Linked DNA regions of Homo sapiens: all the other regions are linked to region 1. A link is a loop called in an ENCODE intact Hi-C map of the cell type or tissue named here. Cell type or tissue: OCI-LY7. All regions are shown on one strand.

The links. Peaks named below come from ENCODE experiments on the same cell type or tissue, not always from the same donor. Only the 100,000 strongest peaks of a DNase experiment are listed, where the experiment ranks them.
Region 2: it touches region 1 in a loop (9-fold over the local background); 15 of 110 quality-filtered maps call a loop at or near these places.
Region 3: a loop joins it to region 1, with 33 times the contacts of the local background. A loop is called at or near these places in 5 of 110 quality-filtered maps.

What each region holds. Positions count from the first base shown.
Region 1 is chr11:71,417,057-71,425,056 of GRCh38, forward strand. It overlaps the pseudogene ACTE1P. Among named protein-coding and RNA genes, the nearest start is that of DHCR7, 27 kb to the right of the region's middle. RefSeq lists a silencer at 6,446-6,495. In OCI-LY7, CTCF peaks have their summits at 3,581 (motif pointing left), 3,781 and 6,504; DNase peaks (open chromatin) are centred at 1,885, 3,525, 6,355, 6,635 and 1 weaker place; H3K4me3 peaks cover 1,112 bases; H3K27ac peaks cover 3,460 bases.
Region 2 is chr11:70,811,523-70,819,522 of GRCh38, forward strand. The region is part of intron 12 of SHANK2 (SH3 and multiple ankyrin repeat domains 2); the gene reads right to left. Among named protein-coding and RNA genes, the nearest start is that of SHANK2-AS3, 47 kb to the right of the region's middle. In OCI-LY7, CTCF peaks have their summits at 3,523 (motif pointing right) and 3,723; a DNase peak (open chromatin) is centred at 3,559.
Region 3 is chr11:71,116,262-71,124,261 of GRCh38, forward strand. SHANK2 (SH3 and multiple ankyrin repeat domains 2) reads right to left here. Exons shown (of 26, transcript NM_012309.5): 4 at 2,568-2,771. Among named protein-coding and RNA genes, the nearest start is that of SHANK2, 130 kb to the right of the region's middle. In OCI-LY7, a CTCF peak has its summit at 4,522; DNase peaks (open chromatin) are centred at 320 and 4,540.

The sequences.
Region 1 (8,000 bases):
GCACCCTGTCTCTAGCTGCTCTTGGGCTACTACGGCAGAGTTGAGTAGTTGAGAACATGTGGCCCACTGTACTAGTCTGTTCTCGCACTGCTGTAAAGAAATGCCTAAGACTGGGTAATTTATAAAGAAAAGAGGTTTCGGGCCGGGCGCAGTGGCTCACGCCTGTAATCCCAGCACTTTGGGAGGCTGAGGCGGGCGGATCACGAAGTCAGGAGATTAAGACCATCCTGGCTAACACAGTGAAACTCTGTCTCTACTAAAAATACAAAAAATTAGCCAGGTGTGATGGCACACGCCTGTAGTCCCAGCTACTTGGGAGGCTGAGGCAAAAGAATCGCTTGAACCCTGGAAGCGGAGGTTGCAGTGAGCTGAGATTGCACCGTTGCACTCCAGCCTAGGCTCCTGAGACTCTATCTCAAAAAAAAAAAAAAAAAAAAAGTAAGAAAAGAAAAAAGGTTTAATTGGCTCGCAGTTCTGTGGGCTATACAGGAAGTGTGGTGCTGGCTTCCAGGTAGGCCACAGGAAAGTTACAATCATGGTGGAAGGTGAAGGGGAGGCAGGGTCATCCTAATGGCCAGAGGAGGAGGGAGAGAGAGGAAGGAGATGCCACACACTTTTAAACAACCAGATCTCATGAGAACTCTATCAGGAATAGCACCAAAGGGGGGTATTCCACCCCCAGGATCCAATCACCTCCCAGCAGGCCCCACCTCCAGCATTGGGGATTACAATTCCACATGAGATTTGGGTGGGGACACAGATCCAAACCATATCACCCACAAAACCTAAAATATTTCTTATGTGACCCCCTTGTAGAAAAAGTCTGACAACCCCTCATCTAGACTGTATCCCTTAACACTGTGACAACAGTTCTCAAAGTGCGGACCCCAGACCATCAAAATTAGCTTCATTTGTTAGAAATGCAGTCCGCAGTCCTCATCCCAGATCCCCTGAATGAGAAACGCTGGGTGGGGGCCCAGCAATCTTAGTCTAAGAAGACCCCCAGGTAAGTCTGATGCCCTCCAGTCGAAGATAAGACAAGAAAACCACCACCTTCAGTTACAGAAATCTGTTGTGATTGTTGACTCTCCAGTCTGAAAAGCGTGTTCTCGTGTCCTCACTCTAGCCTTTCAGGGAGGAAGAATTGCTCTCAAGTCCCATTTTACTAGTTTAATCTGCCCTTAGCAAGATTGGAGGCAGCTGAGAGCCACTCAGTAAAACGCTGGCAGCCCCCAGGAGCTGGCAGTGGGAGACACGGGATGACTGTTCCTTCCAAAATAAATGGAGGGTTTACAGAAGGCATACAGGATATGTGGCGTGCTGCTGTGACACACAATCAGTCCTAGCCAAACCAAGCCCTTACATTTGAGTACCAAAGTCTGGGTGAAATAACCACCTCATCCTGGTTTGGTTTTTTCCAGTTTCAACATTGAAGAAGCCATGTCCCCAAAAACTTCTCAGTCCTGGTCAAACTGGGACAAGTCCTAGGCCTGGGATGTAAAAGGCCAGGCTTTCCTGCAAAGAGCAGGTAACATGGTGGCCGATCCCGCCCACAAGCATCCACAGATGCTTCCTACAGGTGCTGGAATGAAGAGCTGGAAGCAGCCCAGTGCTCAGGGAGTCAAGGCATGGCTGGGTAAATACAAAGGCAGCTACCACCCAGTGTGGGGCACCGCCAGTAGCATTCCCAGGAGCCCCGGGAGCTGCAGGGGTCACGGGGGCATCTGAGCCAGCAGTGCAGTGGCACATGGGCATCAGCCTGGATCCCGTACCCTGGGACAGTCCTCTGCCTTGAGTCACTGTGTTCCAGACCCGACGTCTCTCACTACAGCTGTCACTTGTCATGCCTCCCACTCTACTTTCCACACCAGCTGCAGTTCTCTGGGTGGGGCTGAGCATCTGCGGTTCATTCACCCTTACAGCTTCTAGAAAGCCACACTGCAAACCCTATCGGCCAGATGAGAGCTTCCCCAGATCTAAGCTTCTCTGTCTCCCCAGGGCTGCACCCTGAGATACACATGCAGAAAGGATTATTTCTATTTTTATTTTATACTATGTTATTATGATATAAAACAAGATATATGTAATGTATATAAATGTTAGGGATGACTTTTTTTTTTTTTTGAGACAGAGTCTGGCTGCGTTGCCCAGGCTGGAGTGCAGTGGAACCATCAAAGCTCGCCGTAGCCTTGACCTTCCAGGCTCAAGCAATCCTCCCACCTTAGTATCCTGAGTAGCTGGAACTACAAGCATGCACCACCACACCTGGCTAATATTTTGTATTTTTAGTAGAAACAGGATTTCGCCATGTTGCGCCAGCTGGTCTCAAACCTCAGCCTTAGCTTCCCACAGTGCTGGGATTACAGGCCTGAACCATCACACCTGGCCTTATTTTTTTCTAACAGACAGAGCCTTGCTATGTCACTAGGCTGGACTGGAATGCAATGGCGTGATCATAGCCCACTGCAGCTTCCACATCCTGGGGGCTCACATGATCCTCCCACCTCAGCCTCCCGAGTAGCTGAGACTACAGGTGCACAACACCATGCCTGGCTAATTTTTTTTTTTTTTTTCTGTAGAGACAGAGTCTTGCCATATTACCCAGGCTGGTCCTGAACTCCTGGCCTCAAGCTAACCTCCCACCTCAGGCTCCCAAATGCTGGGATTATAGGTGTAAGCCACCTCACCTGGCCTTGTTTCAATAAATAAGTTAATAACCTGCTACCCAGTATAAGACATCACATATTCTCCACACTTCCTGTTTAGATCTTCCTCCCAATGATATCCAGCACCCTAACATTTTGCTTAATAATTCTCTTGCTCTTTTTAGCACTTTTGCCACACCTGGATATATCCCTAGAGAAGACATTGGTTTTGCCTGATTTGGGGCTTTCTGCAAATAAAATAACCACCTCGTATGTTTTTCCTGTGGCCTGTTTATTGTATTCGTCCTCTGGTGGTGCACCCATGTTGATGTGTGTAGCTGTGGTTTGTTTTTCACTGCTGTATAGTATTCCTGGTTCCACTGGATGAAAATGTGGTCATTTGGGCCAAGGGATATGTTTGGGTAGCAACAGAAAGCTGGAAAACGGTCCTGTGTGGATGATACCATGCTTTGCCTGGAGGGCTTGATGGGGTGTGCAGGTGGACCCTGAACTGAATTTCGGGGGATCCGGGTGAAGCTGAACTCCCTCTGCTCCCCCTCATAGCACTCAGCCCCTTCCCTAAACACATATCAGTCAATTAACGTAAGTAATTTGGGCTGAAGCTTGTTCCCCTGGGTGCTATGCGTCTTGGTCTAGTCCTGACGACATCACACGTACAATACTTAAGCATATATTTGCAGAAGTAATACGCACACAAATCAAAACCACGAAACCTCTGGAAGGGTAGAGCATGAGAAAACAGCATCTTGCTCCCTCACTTGCACCCAGAATCCCAGCTCCTGTACCCCAAGTGAGCACGCAGCACATCCCATGAGTAGCCTGCACCTTTGAGCCTCTAGATTTCACCGCTGGTTTCTTGGTGCAAAGCAGGTTACTTCTGTGTGCACTGTGCTCCCCCTGGTGGCTGTTCCCTAGAGCACAATTCTCACGCCTCAGTCCCAAATCCAAGTTTCAGGAAGGAAATGGCTTCACACACTATTCCCTCTGACGCAAGGTTGGTACTTTCAGCCTTTCAACCTACCCCTCACATAATACCTAAGAATTTTGCAACATTTTTTAAAGTTCTTAAAACAGAATCGTAAAAGGGAGAGGCAGTTTTAATATGTACGTACTTAATTAAAACATCTAGTTCTGGGTCCTAAGGGGATGGGGAACGCAGTCTCTGTCCTATAGGAATGGTGAGCGTGTCTAGCGCAGGGGTTGGCAAACTGTGGCCCACACGCCAAATCTGGCCAACCGACTGCTTTAGTAAATAAAGTTGTATTGGAACATGCTGATTTAATTCTGTGTTTATTGTCTGCGGTTGTTTTCTCGCTGCAATGGCAGAGGTGAGTAATCGCAGCAGAGACCTCCTGACCTACAAAGCCCCAAATATTTACTCACTGGCCCTTTTCAGAATCAGTTTGCCCACTCCTGGTGGAGTGTTTCAATGGAGACACCTATGACAATGACGTATGATCAGTCTGGAAGGAAGCTTCCTCTTAGGATTTGATTTTCCATTCATTCATCCCGAAACTGTTGCATACCTACTATGTGCCAGACGTTATTCTGGCCAGAAAAGATTCTTGATGTTGTTTTCCAACTTGGAGAGCTGTAGTATTTTCAGTGAGAACAGTAAGTCATACCAGTTACCAAGGTTGGTCATTCAGGCACAGATGCCCCCTGTATGCTGAACTGAAACTTATCTCAGGCCCCATCACCCCCTTTGCCTGCATCCCCTGATACTGTTGGAAGCCAACTCTGTCTTCTATGGAGGATATTGACAGTGAATTCCAGCTTGGTAGGACAGGGGAGGAAGGAGCGTGTTGGTAAGGTCTGGATCTGGCTACACTCTCGCTGTTAGTCTGGGCAGAGTCTAAATTGAGCAGTGGGAGTGTAGCCAGATCAAACCAGGTCAAGTCCCTAGACCTTGACTGGAGGCCGCCTCACTTTCAGCAGTGGTAGCCGGCTTGTGTCGCTGGCGAGAAATGCAAACGTTTGTGAATTTCAAATATGTATATATATATATTTGTGCTCCAAAGGCAGCACACCCGCATATGATTCTCCAGACACCGGGAGGCACTCGTCTCCCCTCTCACCTTTGCAATCCCCAGGTGAAGAGGCAGCACCTCTTGGCGTGATTCTCAAGGGGGTTTGTGTTTATTCAGCAATTTTTGGTCTTGCTCGGGGATGTTCTCACTTCCTATTTAAAAATTTAAAAAAAAAGATTCTGAAAGACTTAAACAGTGAAAACATTTAGGCCAAACCAGAGCTACTGAAACACACACACACACACACACACACACACACACACACACACATATATATATATATATAATGTGTATATATATATATAATGTATATATATATATAAAATGTATATATATATATATATATATATATATAATGTGTATATATATATATGCAGGAACAGAAAGCCAAATACCACATGTTCTCAGTTATAAGAGACAGCTAAGCATTGAGTACACATGGACACAAAGAGGGGAACAATAAAGGGTGGGGCCCCCTTGAGGGTGGAGGACGGGAGGAGGGTGAGGATCAAAAAACTACCTATCAAGTACTATGCTTATTACCTGGATGATGAAATAATCTGTACCCCAAGCCCCTGCGACATGCAATTTACCCATGTAAATATATATATACCTATATATACATATGTGTATTTGGAAGAAAATACCAACCTGCTTTTCATTCACCAGGTGGCCGCACACAATGCATGGTTGGGCCTTCCCCTTAATAAACATACCTGGATAAAGAAAATCTGGTGCATATACACCATGGAATACTATGCAGCCATGAAAAGGAATGAGATTATGTCCTTTGCAGGGACATGGATGGAGCTGGAAGCCATTATCCTCAGCAAACTAACACAAGAACAGAAAACCAAGCACTGCATGTTCTCACTTATCAGTGAGAGCTGAACAATGAGAACACATGGACACAAGGAGGGGAGTAACACACACTGGTGCCTGTCAGGGGGTGGGGTGGGGGAACGGAGAGCATCAGGATAAATAGCTAATGCACGTGGGGCTTAATAACAAGGTGATGGGTTGATAGGTGCAACACATCACCGTGGCATACGTTTACCTATGTGACAAACCTGCACGTCCTGCACATGTACCCAGGAACTTAAAATTAAAATTTAAATTAAAAAAACACACACACACAGCCTTGGTTTAAATGTGGCCTTGCTGGTCTGTGTCAGACATGTTACAGAAACCCATCCCTCTCCTAAGAGTTCTGCCAGGACCCCTGGCTCCAGGACTTTGCAGCCTGCTTTTGAGCACATGCCCACAGAAATTACTGAATTCCAGTAACATCAAGAATCTTTTCTGGCCAGAATAAAGTCTGGCACATAGTAGGTATGCAACAGTTTTGGGATGAATGAATGGAAAATCAAATCCCTTTTAGAATGGAACAAGATCACAGAACTAATTCGGTTCCATTTTCACCTACAAGGAAAGCTTTTTTAGTAGCCGGAGGAAGAGGTAAAAAGTAGCATCAAGAGAACATGTAAAACCACTAACTTTCACTCAGGAGAAACTTAAAACTCCCAGAGCAACCCCTATATGATTCTCCAGACACAGGGAGGCACTGGCCTCCTCTCTCACCTTTGCAATCCCCAGGTGAAGAGATAGCACCTGTCGGCGTGATTCTCAAGGGGGTTTGTGTTTATTCAGCAATTGTTGGTCTTGCTCGGGGATGTTCTCACTTCCTATTTAAAAATTAAAAAAAAAAAAGATTCTGAAAGACTTAAACAGTGAAAACATCTAGGCCAAACCAGAGCTACTGAAACAAAGAACTCTTTGAAAATCACCTATAATGCAACCCACCCACAACCCTTCTGCTCTTTTCATTAGAGAATGAATCATTCCCTATAACTGAATAATCCGGTTAACAAAAACTAAGTAGAGCAGGATGTTTTTAAATGCACCAAGATCTCTAAAGGGCATTACAAAACTGCCTGCCTTCCTGAGCAGGGATGCTGGGTGTCAGGTGGCCTCTTCTGGGTAGCTCAGGCCACCATCATGCGCAATAATGGCAATGTGCTGTAACACAGCCGTGATCTTAGGGGCCCCGCCCTGTGTGGGCATCAGTCCCTGGCAGCAGCAGCCCCAGAATATTACCTTTTTGCTTTTATGCTCGTGTTTCTACTTTATCTATCACCATCCTTATGGTTGTTTTGGAGTGTGTGACCTTCCAGCGATCTGTCCTACCAAGGACAACAGCGGCCCTAAGACTTTTGCCGGGATGGCCAAGAAACTGGGAGGCTGAAGAGAGCTCGAAGTATGGAGCATCCCTGCCCTCAGCTGTGAGCAGGGGAGGCGTGGGAGGTATCCTGGGGATACTGGAGAGGTAGCCACATGTGTGGAGCAGGCAGAAGGAGGGTCCAGGTCGTCTGGCTGGGACAAGGCAAGGGCAGAGGAAGGTGCAGCTCACTTACATGGGCGGGACATTTACCTGGGCTGAAACGACAGCAATAGGCAGCTGTAGAAGGACACGGGGCAGCTCAGCGTGGAGACGCCGCACATTTCAACCTGACAGTTGAGGCTGTGCAAACAGAAGGTAGTCAGGACTGCTGAAGCCTGACTGAGAGGCATGATGGCACTGTCTCTGCCAGTCGGCAAGTGAACGCAGAGGGCCTCCGTGGAGTCGTTCACGTGAAAACAAATCTCAGATGGAATCTTGCTGTGTTGCCCAGGCCGTACACAAACTCCTGGCCTCAAGCGATTCTCCTGCCTCAGCCTCCCCAGTAGCTGGGACTATGGGTGCCCGCCACCACACCCTGCTGGAGTAGTGGACTTTAACATCCTCACTTCCATATGTCAGGGACCAGTTCCTAATGCCACCTCCGTGAACATCACGTGATGGCCAACCAGATGTTGACTGTCATCACTGGGACTCAACTGGGAAACCCTCTTTTTCCTCCAAATTTGCTGCTCTAGGTGCTAAGGGTCTGTAGGACAGAGCTTTGGGACTGTTAGAATTCTATCAGAAAAAAACGAGACAGAAGGCTATAAGCATGAGTGTGGGCAGGGTGCTGTGGTTCACTTCTGTAATCCCAGCACTTTGGGAGGCCAAGGTAGGAGAATCCCTTGAAGCCAGGAATTCAAGACCACCCTGGGCAATATAGCAAAACCATGATTCTACAAAAAATTAAAAAGTTATCTGAGTGTGGTGGCACACACCTGTAGTCCAAGCTACTCAGGAGGCTGAGGCGGGAGGATCCCTTGAGCCCAGGAGTTTGAGGCCAAGGCTACAGTGAGCCATGATCACACCACTGCACTCCAGCCTAAGCAATGGAGCAAGATCCTGCCTCGTAAAGGAAGGAAA
Region 2 (8,000 bases), 610 kb before region 1:
ATCCACCCACCCACTCATCCACCCACTATCCATCATCGATCCATCCATCCATCCATCTACCCATCCATCCACCCATCCATCCACTCATCATCTACCTATCCATCATCCATCCACTCATCCATCCATCCATCCATCCATCATCTATTCATCCATCCATTCATCCAACATCCATCTACCCATCCATCCACCATTCATTTATCCATCCATCTACCCATCCATTCATCCATCATCTATCCATCCACCATCCAGCCATCCATCCATCATGTATTCATCATCCATCATCCATCTACCCATCCATCCACCATTCATTCATCCATGCATCTACCCATCCACCCATCCATCTTATCATTTTTCTGAACATCTATTCACTCATCTACCCAAAGTTCAGAAAGATCTTGCCTGAAGCCCAGCTGAACACTTACTATCCATCATTGGACAAGTTAGCTACCTCTCAAAGCCTCAACCTCCCCATCAAAAAAGCGGATGATCAGGAGTAACTGTGATAACGCACTCTGCCAGGTGTTATGCAAACATCAGCACCTTCACACTGCCCTGCTGCAGCTGCAAAGTCAGTAACAAAGTGCCTGTCTCACCTCACTGGTCCAGCTGGCACCAGAGTGCGTGTCACTTGACAGAGAAGTCAAAGTGAACACAGCTCCAACCTTGAAGCTCTGTTTCTTGATTCTCTTTGCAGGAATCAGTTCCCTAACCCATCAACCCCAGAGCCTGGGGAACCTTTATCTAAAAACAGGAAAGCCTTATTTCTTCTAGACCAGAGTGGTGTACACGGTTGCAGGCAGTGATTACCGGGCAGTGACATACGGTTCCAGCCAAATGCTCACATGTCTTCTTATTCACTGTTAATTTGAACCTCAAAAAGTCCCACAAAGGCAGAAGGTGAAAACTTTTGTCCCCATTTTACAGGTGAGAAAATGGAGGCTCCATAAATGGTGACTTGGGTATGGAAATACAGAGCTGGTCCTCACATCCTAGCTCGGGGTTCCCTGCTCTGTCTGGTGACAGAATGAGGTGAACAAGATCTCACCTGCTACAAGGTGTCTTATCCTTGTGATGTCTCATTTGATGAACTACATCCTCCTGCCAGGTCCCACTCTTCCCACAGCAGCCATAGTCAGCAGCAGAAGCCAGACCTCTGCAGCCCAGGGAGAAGGGCTGCCCCGCTCAGGAGACATGGCACCCGGGCCACGCTGGGGGTCCCTCCTGCTGTCCTGCCTGCACAGTGAGGACTGGTCTGAAGTTCCTGCATCCCAAACTGTCCATGTTTTCCTTATGTTCTGGCCAAGAACAGCCAGGAGGGATTCTAACCAACTTGTTTTGGTATAAGGGCCAAATCACTGAATTCTTAAAATGAAAAAATTGGTAATCTTCTCGGTGGGGTGACTTGGATCAGTGAGTTGGGCCATTTCCCAGCCAGCCTGGGTGAACAGGAACTGGCCGACATACTGACCTTTCTCCATTCATTCATTCACCAGTCAGTTACACATTCATTCATTCATCCAGCAAGTACTCTGCGGGTGGGCTGTGAGCCCATCGCCATGTGGGTCTGCAGACCCCCGTGAATGGTAGACACGGATGCAGGCCTCAGGGAGCTGACGGTCAACTGGGCAGAAGCACAGGTCAGCAGATGCATTTCCGCCCATCTGAGGGGTCAGCACAGAGAACAGGGCCAGGACTTGAGGTCAGGGTTAGAGTCCACAGGGCCTACCCACAAAAGGCTACAAGAGGGGACAGCTGGGTAGTGCAGAGAGAAGGGCAAGGGCACGGGAAAGGCTCTGCAGGGATGTTCGGGGAGAAATGGATGCCACACGGCGCAGTGGTGCCAGTGAACGAGCACCAGCTCACCCTGGATGCAGCCTCAAGGCTGGACCGGAGCAGACAGAAGGTGGAGGTGGGGAGCCCCATTGAGGGCCCCTGTGGCCATCCCAGGGGAGCTAGGGGAGCCCCTGATGTGTAGAATTGTGAGAAAGTTGGAGGTTTCAAGAGGCACAATCACCCAGGCCTGGGACCTACTCAAGGTGGGTAGGTGGGTGTGTCTTCCAGGTTACGGCTCACGCAGAAGATGGCAGTAGGGGAATAGAGAAAGCTGTCAGCTCAGGTCTCTGGCACAGAGGGCAGCACAGCAAACGCAGGAGTTCCCAAGCCCTTAGCGTCTGTCAAATGTTACTAAATGCTATTGGCTGACAGTTGTTTTAAAGTTGAAGGCTCAGGTCCTGTGTCATCTCCTGTCTGGTCAATATCACCTCCCTCCCTGGCTTCCCAGGACTGTGAAAGTCAGCCCGCACCCAAGCCCTGTGCGTCTCGGGCCTGAGGGCTTCACGCTGCCTCTGTGATTCTGGTGACGGCATCTCTGAGGATGCACGACAGGGACTTAGGATTATTCACAATGTCTCACCTTGCTGGCTGCAATGACTGCTTCAGGGACGGACACAGGACACCGGCTACCCCTCCATCTGGCCCCGGCTGTCTGCCAGACTAACCCTGGGCACAGGTGAAAGTCAGGCTGGGCATGGTGGCTCACCCCTGTAATCCCAGCACTTTGGCAGGCTGAGGCAGCTGGATCACCTGACATCAGGAGTTGGAGACCAGCCTGGCCAACATGGCGCAACCCCATCTCTACTAAAAATACAAAACTTAGCTGAGTATGGTGGAGCATGCCTATAAGCCCAGCTACCTGGGAAGCTGAGGCAGGAGAATCGCTTGAACCTGGGAGGTGGAGGTTTCAGTGAGTCAAGATCGTGACACTGCACTCCAGCCTGGGTGACAAGAGTGAGACTCTGTCTCAAAAAAAAAAAAAAGAAAGTCAGGGCCACCGGGAGAGCTCCCAATTCCACACCTCACCCCTACTCTGCCAGCAGGGCCCAGCCACCCCCACTTTCTAGGTCAGGATGATGGGGCACAGGAGGGCAAGCAGGAGCCGCAGTCCTGGCACTGACTTGAAGCCCCTCTGCGGGCCCCACTCCAGCAGTGTCCCTGGGCGGCCAAGGCCCCTTCTGCCCATTTCATCCGCCTGAAACCCTGAACGCAGCTGCACCTCAGTTCCCATGCCAGTTTCAGGAAAACAGAGGCCACTGGGCCAAAGACGGGCTTCCCAGAGCCCCACTGGGTCCTGCCGGGGTCCAGCCCCTGCCTGTGTGGCCAGGTGGGTGCCGCTCTTTCATGCGTGCAATGGACGACGCATGGACAGGGCGGCAGCATTCATCTCCACCAACTGAACTCAAAAGCATGAGTCCTTCTTTCCTGCTGAGCTGACCCCACCCAAGCAACGTTCTTGAAGGAGAGGGTGGCCAGGACATTCCCTGGTGGGTGAGGCCAGGGCAGCCCTTGGGACTGGCTGCCACTTTGTAGAAATACATCCAGAGTTGTTCTGAACCCGGGAAGGCCAACCAGCCCCTTGGCAGCTGGGAGAGACCCAGAAGGAACAGGGATGCCCCCACCCCACACACTCCCAGAGCAGGGACTCAGGTGTCTCAGGAATGTTCTCAGGACAGTGGTCCAGCAGTGCCAGTGGACGCCACCAGAGGGCGCCCCCAGGGGCGGAGCTGGCTGAGCCTCACACCTGAGGGAGCAGAGGTGTGCAGGTGCACTGGCTCCTACCCTCCCGGACCAGCACCTTTAGGAGGATGGGAGAAGAAACACACACACACACACACACACACACACACACACACACACACACACACACACACACACACACGAAAATGAGAAGGAGGAGGCACAGGGAGGAAGGAAGAACACAGGCCAAGGGACAGGTGGACAGGTAGGCAGGAGAGACTGTGGGGGAGGATGGGGGCAGGGACAAGTGTGGGGCGTGTTCCTCTCTCTGTCTCAGAGGGACAGCCCTGCCACAGGCTCTGGCTCACCTGGGAGGGGCTTGTGCAGTGATGGGCAGCGAGGGACCCTGTGGTGTCTCCACTAACAGCCCTCACCTCCCAGCGGACACTCACCATCCACAGATCGGCCCCCTCACACCCCTTGCAGCCCCCTTCCTGTTACACCATCACTGCAACACCAGCTCCCAGGCTGGGCCCGGTGAGCTCCTTGGGGCGCTCGCCATTGTGCAAGCTGGCTCAGGGCAGCTTCGAACCAGGGTTGGCACCTCCATGCAGGAAGCAGACCCTGCCTACAGCTCTGAGCCCAGGCCAGGAGGCACTGGGTTGCTTGGTGCCAGCAGGAGTCCCGGTGGGGGCCCTGGGGAGGCTGGGAGGCCTCCCTGAACCCCATCAAGGCTGCACTTGAGGGTGTGACCTGAGGCTGGTTCTGACCACACTGCCACGCCCACTGCAGTCCTGGCCAAGGTTTCTGGGGCTTTGGGTCAGCGTTTAGGCAAATAGGTCTGGCCCAAGAGGGGTGCTGAGCATGTGCAGAGGGACAGGGGACCTGGCCAGTCGCCTCCCTGCCCAGGACAGTCGGCCTCCTCCTACCTGGCCATCTCTGCTTCCCCTGCTTCTTAGCCCACACAGGCCTCTGCCACCGGGACAATAACACCTGATACCCTGTGCTCCCTGCCCCATGGCAGCCAGCGGGGTCTTTCTACACTGTCCACAATAAGGATGAAGATGAAGACGACCCTAAGAGTGGCCGACGTTTCTGCAGAACCGAAGACTGTCTATGAGCAGCTGTGGATGTCAGTGCAGGCCAGGTGCTGAAAGCCACTTAATCCACCCAGCACACTCGGGAGGGGGTGAAAGTCATCAGCCCCACTTTACACAGGAGAAAACAGAGGCACAGAACCAGCAAGTGACTTGCCCAAGGTCAGCTGGCGGGTGGGTAGAGCCAGGTAGCCCTGGCGGTCAGCACTGCTTGGGGGATGTTCAGCACCGGTTGCTCAGCATGGGCTGATGGGCAGCTGCTCCACCCTTCAGACAGGAGGAAGTGGGGAGGGCTTTCCCCTCCACGGCAGGGAGAGCACGCTGTCACTTATGCTTCTGATGGTAACCAGAAAGAGCTCTGGGTCACCCAGGGCCCCCAGAGGCTGGGAGCTAGCAGCCTCCCTGAAAGTGGCCCGTTAGTGCCACATGGCCAGGGCCCGTTGCCCTAGGAAAGAGCTGGTTTTTCAGGAATAGTAAGGCAGGCGCACAAGGCATGGGGCTGAGCTTTGAGCTTCGAGGATGAACAAGGAGCAGAGGGGCTCAGCCACCTCCTGGAGCCTCCAAAAGGCCCTGGGTTGGGTTGCACAGTCCTGTGATCCACCATCCAGCATCACCAGGGCTGGCCGAATGAGCGTTTCCCTATCTCAATAAAGGCCACTTCCACAATGGGGCCTCGGTCCACAGCCAGGAAGCAGACAGCTCTAGCCAGGCCCCCCTCCCCTGGCTGTACCTTGTTTGCAGGACATTCAGACCAAGTGTGCTCAGGGCACCAGCCTTTGCACCCCGGCTATGTCACCTGAATGTCCCTGCGCCCAGCATGGGCCTGGGTAACTGCTCCATAAGCAAACAATGTGCAGTGAACTGGCTCCCTTCTGTGCCTCTCACCGTGCAAAGACACTTCTGCCCCCCGAATGCATATGGCCCTATGCAGGGACAGAACACAACAGTGGCACCTGCATGCCCCACCCTCATCCCAGGGGACCTCAAAAAGATGCCTGGAGAAGCATGCCTGCCTCCAACTCTCCATCCCACCTGGTCGCCTCGAAGGCAAATGCTCACCACTGCTGTCCCATAGGAGGGGACGTCAGTGCCACTGGCAGGTCCTAGTTAGGACACGGGTCTTAAGGGAAGGACCTCTCAGCTCATCAGTGCCCATCCAGAGGGTTCCTCCTACAGCACAGCTATTGCTACCATTGAGGATGCTGAATCCTGGACAGATGGATATGGACAGGGAGGCTGTGAAGGGGTGGGGAAAGGGAAGATGGAACAAGGCCAAGAAAGAAGGGACTGACGGGTCAGGGCCACCAGGTAAGAGCAGTGCCCCTCGACTTGGGACAGGCAGTGGCCCACAGTTAGGGGGACTGGCTGTCCTGATTTTAGCACTGAAAGTCCCACATCACAGGCAAACCTGAATGGTTGGTCACTCTACCAACGGTTCTAGGTGACAAAGGGGACAGTCTTGGCCGAGCTCTGGGTCTTGGGTTGGACATGGACCTGGGCTCTAAGAACCAATGTGGAATGCGCACTGGCTGGACAAGGTGCTGTGGGAGGCGGCCACCCTGAACGCCTTCAGCTGATCTTGAGAAAAACCTGAAGTTGGTCTTTCTGGGACCCTTTTTTGAGATGGAGTCTCGCTCTGTCACTCAGGCCGGAGTGCAGTGGTGCCATCTCAGCTCACTGCAACCTCCGCCTCCCAGGTTAGAGCGATTCTCCTGTCTCAGTCTCCTGAGTAGCTGGGATTACAGGCATGCGCCACCACATTCAACTAATTTTTGTATTTTTAGTAGAGATGGGGTTTCACCATGTTAGCCAGGCTGGTCTCAAACTCCTGACCTCAAGTGATCTGCCTGCCTTGGTCTCCCAAAGTGCTAGGATTACAGGTGTGAGCTACCGCACCTGGTCCCTTGTTTTATAATTGACAAAGATTAGGCAGATTGGGTTTTACCTGCCCAAGGTTATGCAGCTATACAATGGTACAGTACAGAAGCGTGTATGCAGGAGGCCAGGCAATGAGCATTTGAGGCAGGCTGGCCACCATGATGACCACACACACACACATACACAATGATTCTCTCTCTAACATGCACGCGCATGTCTACACACCAGCATGCACACAGGCAAATGCACACAGACCAAAAAAACACAAAAATGCATGCACATACATACACAGGCATACACAAACACATACACACATGCACACACACATGTGCATTCTGTCCCCCGTTCCTCACACATGAACAGGGAAACAGGGATGGTCAGACCGCAGCTGCAATACACCCGGCTGCTTCTCTCTTTCCCGAGCCACATCTAGCACATCTAGTCTGCAGCCAGCTCAAGTCCCTGGCCACGCTGCCTTTGCTGTCTTATTAGATTTTGTACTGGGTGAAGGGGACACACTCTTTTTAAAACTGTAGTCAGAAGTCTTGCTAAGTGTGTGAAGTGGAATTGGCTGCCTCGGGGGAGCCCTTTAATTTAGCTTCCCATTGTTCTCAGCACCTGGGACTCCTCCCTTGGGGTCCTTCCAAGCAGGAATCTAGACCAGAAGCAGCTGGACCTCCTTGTTTGGCTCTGGTGGGAAGCGTCTGTGGGCTAAAGGCCAAAGCGTTGAGAGGACGTGGGGTCTGCCAGCTCTAAGAGGATCAGGCCTCGACCCTGTCTAGGGGCCGGGAGAAGTGGGCTCTCACCGGCATGTTCTCCCCACAAACTCCTTGGCTGTGGCCCCAAAGCCTGGGCTGCTGGTCATAGTCAGGGTGATCAGCCCCTCCTGGGACCACGTGAGGCACTGACCCTCCTCAAACTCACACGGAGCTTGCCAGGTGGAGCCCCTGGGGGCAGGGGTGGTGGCGGTCTTCCTCCCTGACATCCCTGACCTTAGCTGGCAACAGAGCATGACCCAGGCCTGCAAGACTCCCCGCAGCCAGGCTCTGGACCCCGAGTGGCTTTGAGGCCAGGGAGGAAACAGGAAGCATGTAGGATGGGGGCGAGGGTCAGGGGCCTCAGCACTGAATGCCGACATCACCAAAAACATGGCAACGGCCGGGGAAGCACGGGTCCAAGGCCCAAATCTGAGGGAGTGCCAAGTCACCAGATGCCAGAGCCAGGGGCCTGTGCCGAGTCCTGCCCTTGCTACGTTCTGGCTGTGTGACCTCGGGCTCCTCATAGAGGCGTCTGCAGCAAAGAAGCCAGCACAGTGAACTCCTGGAGCAGCTGTACCCATGAGAATGTGGAGGCATCGGTGGCAACGGCCACTGCCCCTGCAGGTGCAGCTTTCGTGGCTGGAACCGACACCAACCCTAGCACCTGGGGCCCCGACAATGAGCTGATCCCTGGGAAGTCTCTTCCTCGACTGAAAATTCTGGGAGGTGGCGTGAGAAAGGCAGAGACCTGCTT
Region 3 (8,000 bases), 300 kb before region 1:
CTCTTGCTGTTGACTAAGCTAAAATGAGTGCAATCGCTGAATGATGCCAACATGTTGTGCAGGAGTAGAAATGATCCGTTTCTGGCTTCTCTTAACTGACGTAACCCAACACGTATACACTGCAGGAAACAATGCCTGTAAACTTGGGGCGTAGCAAGCCTGGGTGAGAGAGGTAGGGACAGGGGTCGTGCATCACGTGGAAATGTGTAGGGCTGCCCCGTCTTACGGATCAGCCACTTCTGGAGGGAGGCCCAGGAGCTTGTGGCTGCTGACAGCAGCTCAAAGAGCCCCGGTCACCCGGGCAGGAAGCAGAAGTGAAGCTGTGCTGTTGAGAACAGCTGGATGGTCACAGCCGCCCTGTTACTCAAGGACTCAGAGATGAATTGGAGAATGGTATGGTTTGACTGTGTGTCCCCTCCAAACCTCATGTTCAAATGTGATCACCGGTGTTGGAGGCGGGGCCAGGTGGGAGGTCTTTGGGTCCTGGGGCGGATCCCTCCTGAATGGCCTGGAGCCCTCCCCATGGTAGTCAGTCAATTCTCGCTCTGTTAGTTCACGGGGGAGCCAGGAACTACTCCTCCCCTGCTCGCTCTCACACCCCCTCTTGCCACCTAACATCTGCTCCTGCTTTGCCTTCTGCCATGAGAACAAGCTCCCTGAGGCCTCAATGCTGAGCCCATGCCGGCACCACACTTTCTGTACAGCCTGCAGAACCGTGGGCCAATTAAACCTCCTTTCTCTTAGCCAGCCTCAGGTTTTTTTGTTGTTGTTGTTTTAGATAGAGTTTCAGTCTTGTCGCCCAGGCTGGAGTGCAATGGCACCATCTTGGCTCACTGCAACCTCCACCTCCAGGGTTCAAGCAATTCTCCTGCCTCAGCCCCCCGAGTAGCTGGGATTACAGGCACACATGACCACACCCAGCTAATTTTTGTATTTTTAGTAGAGACGGAGTTTCACCATGTTGGCCAGGCTAATCTTGAACTCCTGATCTCAGGTGATCCACCTTCCTCGGCCTCCCAAAGTGCTGGGATTACAGGCATGAGCCACCTCACCCAGCCAGTTATTTCTGTATAGCAATGAAAGAACAGACTATCGCGAGGAATATGATGTAATTTAAAAATTCCTTCTTTGTGCCTGACTCCTGGCAGAGTTCCTAAAACCTTTGTACTGTCCTCAGTGATAAGAGTATCTCTGGAGCACTAATGAGATGACTCTCAACTCCCAGGTAGCTTCCAGGATGGGGGCTGGTGGCCGGAAGGATCAGACTATGACTCGAGGGTCAGGACTCCCAGTCGCCCTGCTGACTGGCAGGATGGAGTCCAATCACCATGGTCAGTGATTTCATCCTATGTAATGCCTATGTAATGAAACTTCCATAAAAATACCTCAACAATGGGGCCTGGGGGCTTCTGAGCCAGCAAACACATCCACATACTGGGAGGGTGGTGCACGCCCAACTCCACAGGGATGGAAGCTCCTGCACGCTGGGCCCTCCCGACGTCGCCTAGTGCACCTCTTCATCAGCTGTGCGTTTGTACACTTTGTAATAAGCCAGGGGTAGCAGTTAAAATGCCTTCTTAGGTTCTCTGAGCTGCTCCAGCAAGGGATGGAACCCAAAAAGGGGGTGGTGGGAACCCCTAGTTCACAGCCAAATGGGACAGAAATGTGGGTGGCCTGGGGACTTGACGTTTATGGAGGGCAGTCTTATGGGACTGAGCCCTTAAACTTGTAGTTAGTGTCAGAATTGAATTAATTATTGACATCCAGCTGGTGTCTGGAGAGGTGGAGAAGGAAAATACACCACCCATTAGGCGCTGGGAAGGAAAAATTTAAAACCCCTCAGAGAAGCATGGGGAGCCCCGTTCTCCATGCCCAGGGCCCATGGTCCTGGTTATGAAAGCCTGAATCAGACCCACGGTTTATTATTCACAGCAAGATTTCTCTGCAGGGATTCTTTGAATCTGTAGTGAAAAAAAAATGTATAAAAGTTGTACAACAGTGTGAGATTCATGGCAAAATCAGAAGCAACCTTTTATTAGTCCATTTTCACACTGCTATAAAGAAATACCTGAGACTGGGTAATTTATAAAGGAAAGAGGTTTAGTTGACTCACAGTTCCATATGGCTGCGGAGGCCTCAGGAACATTACAGTCATGGTGGAAGGCGAAGGGAAAGCAAGCACCTTCTTCACAAGGCAGCAGGAGAGAGAACAGCAAAGGAGGAACTTCCAGACACTTATAATAAAACCATCAGATCTCGTGAGACCTCACTTACTATCATGAGAACAGCATGGGAAACCGCTATGATCCAATCACCTCCTCCCTCAATACATGGGGATTACAGGTCCCTCCCTCAACATGTGGGGATTACAATTAGAGGTGAGATTTCGGTGGGGACACAGAGCCAAATCATATCAAACCTCAAGACCCCAGACTGATTTTTAAATGTGGGGATAATTTCCCAATGCAAATGGAATTGGTCTCGCCCCACCACCATGTCTCCCCCACCCACCATGGCATCCAGGCTGTGACACAACCACAGTCCATGCACTGTGGGCTGAAATATACCTCCAGGGAAGGAACGCCCTCACCCACGGGCTGTGGGTACTCGCGCAGGAGCCGCTCCTCATCCAGGAACTTGCCGTCACGCCCATTGCTGGCCGGCTGGAACAGGCCGTAGTTCAGGACATCTTTCAAACTCTGGGTTAATGTACACAGGATCCGCTGCTTTGCAACCCACACTGTGGCATCCGGGTTAAATCGAATGCATTTCTGCCAGGAAGGACAAAGACAGCTGATGAGTGACAGAGGACGCTACCTGAGTCACCCATGTGGGGCGCGTGGTCAGAGAGGCAAAGCTGCTTCCACCCCTTCCCGACACTTCCTCTGAGCAGTGAACCCACGGCTTTTCACAGTGAAAAATAAAGCCTACTGGTTGCTGGGACACAGACATTCGGTAAATATAAAAGGGAAAAAGGAAAGACCGAGGCATTGGTCTCTTTGGCCTTGATCTCACCATGGACTCAAATCTCCAGCACTGGCCGGGTGCGGTGGCTCACGCCTGTCATCCCAGCACTTTGGGAGGTCCAGGCAAGCAGATCACAAGGTCAGGAGATCAAGACCATCCTAGCCAACATGGCGAAACCCCATCGCTGCTAAAAATACAAAAATTTGCTGGGCATGGTGGTGCGTGTCTGTAATCCCAGCTACTCTGGAGGCTGAGGCAGGAGAATCGCTTGAATCAGGGAATTAGAGGTTGCACTGAGCCGAGATTGCACCACTGCACTCCAGTCTGGCGACAAGGCGAGACTCCATCTCAAAAAAAAAAAAAAAAATTCTCTAGCCCTCATAGTGTCTTTTTGGTCATCAATGACCACCTGTCACCTCAGGGCCCTCTCTCACTTGCATGGCACTTCTCAAACTCCAGCAGTTTGAAAAACACAGGTCAGAGACCCCACTTATGTCTCCCTAACATGATGTCTGATTCAGCAGGTCTGGGTGGGACCTGAGAACCTACATCTCAGACAAATCCCAAGGTGCTACTGCTGCTGCCGTCCTGGGGAACACACATTCAGAGCCACAGCCCGCGCATATTTCAATGTGACTTAATTTTGACATGGATCGTTCTTTAGCATTTCAGATTCGGTGGAAGCCTTGTCTTATAACCACACTGACGAGAAAGTTTTCATACTACCTACGCTGACTCTGAACACAAAAGCTTTAAAAATGCAGTCATCACCTCTCCTCCCAAAGGACACAGGAAAGCAATTACGGAAAAACGATTTGATGGAAAATCAAATCAGTTGCCATGAGAGTTCATTTTTGCAAAGTTAAATAGTGTCAACAGGGCCTGCAAACCAATCACAACACTTCAAACATATAATAGCACCTCTGAGGACTGAAATAACAACAACTTGGTCATGTTCCCAGGTCCCCTCTGTGAGACTCACCAGTGAGCCAGGAAAGGCAAAGGCCAGGCAAATCCACTTCTAGCCATGACTTCTAATTTTTGTTGAATTAAAATTATATTCTACTGAACAGCTGTCAGCAGGGGCTCAATAATTCACTTTGTCACTGTCAAAGTGTTCAGAACAAAAGGAGGTTTGATTGAATATAAGACTCAAACCAATTCTCTATCTGAGGATTCTGTGGGTTTGTGCCCAAGAAAGCAAAAGGCCCTATCATCTTCCCAAGACAGCCCGAGGGTAAGTTCCTCATCGCTGGGAAAATGATCCTGGGACGGCCAACAGGAGGTCGGGTTCAGTGGGCGGCCAGAGTCCTCCCTGCCAGGAAACCTGACCCTGTGCACAAAAGCTCCTGTTTCTCCCTTCCAATGTCAAAGGCTGAGCTCACGTGTGGCTCTCAAAGCTCCCCACAGGGCTGTGAGGCTGGGTGGGGGCAGTTGTTTATTCCAGAAAGATTTCCAGACCCGCACCCTCCCCCATCCTTGGCTAAGCAAGGACTCTCTGGAAACTCCTGGCACAAGAAACAAGCTGTATCAGGTGTGACCAGGTGGGGCCGCTCACTACTCACCCTTCAGTTGCAGGAATCCTTCTAGGCCCCTCCAATTCAAGCTCCAACATCCACAGAGCCCATGGCTCCCTCCCTGACACCTGCAGAGAAGCTTCAGCCAAGGGGCAATTCCTTGGAGGAGCACAGGGCTCCAAACTGCCTCTCAGGGGACTTCTGTGCCACTGCAGGTGATTGCAAAGATAGGTGTCCACCGTCATTTGTGGACAGGGTGGGGATGCTGTGTCTGTGCAGCACGGGGGCCAACCCCACAAAGCAAGAACCATCTGCTCCAGAAAATGCTAAGAGCACCACCTTGAGAATCATCTAGAAGGAGCAAGAGCTCAAAGGTCGGAAAGCCTGGGTTTGCAACCCAGTGGGGCACACCAACCTTGATTCCTAGGGAAACCCACCCACCCAGCAGTCCTCTGATTCCCCCATGAAAATCAGAGCCACTACTTAACTTCAGGGCTGCTGTCAGGATCAAACAGAATATAAATAAGACATGTTGTTATGGGCTGAACTGTGCCCCTCTAAATAAATGTTGAAGTCCTAATGCCCATACCCTATGAATGTGATTTATTTGGGAATAGGATCTTTGCAGACGTAATCAAGTTAAGATGATGTCATACAGGAGCAGGGTGGACCCTAATGCAATAACTGTGTCCTTAAAAAGGGAGTAAATCTGGATATTAGCCCTTTGTCAGATGGACAGATTGCAAAAATTTTCTCCCATTCTGTAGATTGCCTGTTCACTCTGATGGTAGTTTCTTTTGCTGTGCAGAAGCTCTTGAGTTTAATTAGATCCCACTTGTCTATTTTAGCTTTTGTTGCCATTGTTTTTGGTGTTTTAGTCATGAAGTCCTTGCCCATGCCTATGTCCTGAATGGTACTACCTAGGTTTTCTTCTAGTGTTTTTATGGTTTTAGGTCTAACATTTAAGTCTTTAATCCATCGTGAATTAATTTTTGTATAAGGTGTAAGGAAGGCATTCAGTTTCTTCTGCAAAGAACTTAAACAAATTTATAAGAAAAAATCAAACAACCCCATCAAAAAGTGGGCAAAGGATATGAACAGACACTTTTCAAAAGAAGACATTTATGCAGCCAACAGACACATGAAAAAATGCTCATCATCACTGGTCATCAGAGAAATGCAAATCAAAACCACAATGAGATACCATCTCACACCAGTTAGAATGGCGATCATTAAAAAGTCAGGAAACAACAGGTGCTGGAGAGGATGTGGAGAAATAGGAATGCTTTTACACTGTTGGTAGGAGTGTACACTAGTTCAACTGTTGTGGAAGACAGTGTGGCAATTCCTCAAGGATCTAGAACTAGCAATACCATTTGACCCAGTGATCCCATTACTGGGTATATACCCAAAGGATTATAAATCATGCCACCATAAAGACACATGCACACGTATGTTTACTGCGGCACTATTCACAATAGCAAAGACTTGGAACCAACCCAAATGTCCATCAATGATAGACTGGATTAAGAAAATGTGGCACATATACACCATGGAATACTATGCAGCCATAAAAAAGAATGAGTTCATGTCCTTTGAAGTGACATGGATGAAGCTGGAAACCATCATTCTGAGCAAACTATCGCAAGGACAGAAAACCAAACACTGCATGTTCTCACTCATAGGTGGGAATTGAACAATGAGAACACTTGGACACAGGGCAGGGGAACATCACACATGGGGGCCTGTCTTAGTGTGGAGGGTTGGGGGAGGGAAAGCATTACGAGAAATACCTAATGTAAATGACGAGTTAATGGGTACAGCAAACCAACAAGGCACATGTATACATATGTAACAAACCTGCACATTGTGCACATGTACCCTAGAACTTAAAGTATAATTTTAAAAAAAAGTGAGAAAATCTGGACACGGCATCATGCACACGGGGAGACGACCACGTGAATGGGAAGGCAGAGACTGGTGTGTCCCATCTGCAAACCCAGCAATGCTAAGATTTCTGGTAAGCCCCCAGAAGCTGGGGTAGAGGTAGAGAATCTGGGACAGATTCCCCCTCAAGCCTCAGAAGGAACCAACCTTGCCTACCCCTTGACCTTGGACTTCCAGCCTCCAGAATTTGAGACAATACGTGTCTGGGATTTAAGGCACCAGTCTGTGGTTGGTTATGGCAGGCATGGGAACTCATAAACGTGTGAATCACCTGCCACTAATTGTGGCAGCAAAAAAACAGCAGCATCATCATCTCTGAGAGCGGAACTCAGCAGGTCGAGCATTCCCAGCTCCCAGGGAGCTCCCCTCCCTCCATACGTGATGGGAGCCACCCACGTGTTCACACCAGCTCCCGGCAAGCCCACGACGTCAGAAGACACTTTGGATGAATCCTACTTCAATTCTTCACCTACCCATCATTGACTCACTGTCCAATCAGGCAAACCCCAGGTCCAAGAGCAGGCCTGACACAGTACAGGTGACTGACACTGGCTGAATGATGTGGGAGCCACAAAGACAATAAATAAGAAGCAAACCAGCCTGAGGTCACCATTTGTAGTGGGGAAAAACACCTACTCAACTGTCACACAATATGGAAAAGGTAAAAATCCATGCTAACACGAGCTCCCTTGGGGACCCAGAGGAAGGAGTAAGTGACGCTGCTTGGTAAGGAGCACACATCATAGGCTGCTGCCCAGGAATACAGAGGGATATGCGAGTCTGGGGTAGGACTTCCAGGTTGAGGGCCCATCATAAGGAGAGGGAGGGAGGCAAAGGTAGAACAGCGATGAGTCTAGCAGGTGGATGGCCCAAGACAGTTTCTGCCTTAAGTGACCCTTCCTGGTCCCACTGTTACCAGTGTGAGCCTTGGTCATGTCAAGTTCTCCTTGAGGAGAACAGTATCTGATTCTGGTCTCCCCACAGCCCTGCGAGGTGGCTATTCCTTTATAATTTGTTAGAGATGTTCTGAGTGAGTGAGTGATTTGTTAGATGACTCACAGATAGTACAGAAAGGATGGCAAAGACAACAGTGTATAGGAAGTCCCAACCCTGGCCAACTCCTCTAAAGGATTACTGGAGGAAACAACTCTCTTCTCCTTGAGCTTCTATCTTCTGTGCACAGGGTCCTATACCAGCACCAGGACAGGAGTGGGTGAGAGGACACGAAGATGACCAAGATGTGCTCTTGCCCCTTAAAGAGTTCAGTGTCTACAGGGAGGGGATGATGATGATGGTGGTGATGCTGATGATGAGGGTGGTTGTAATGGTGATGATGGTGGTGGTAGTGGTGGCAGTGATGGTGGTGATAATGGTGATGATGGAGATGTTGGTAATGGCGATGATAGTGATCATGATGGTGATGATGGTGATGGTGATTGATGGTGATAATGGTGATGATGGTATTATGATAGCGATGATGGTGATGGTGATGATGGTGATGGTGATGATGGTGGTGATGATGATGGTGACAATGATGGTATGATGATAGTGATAATGGTGATGATGTTG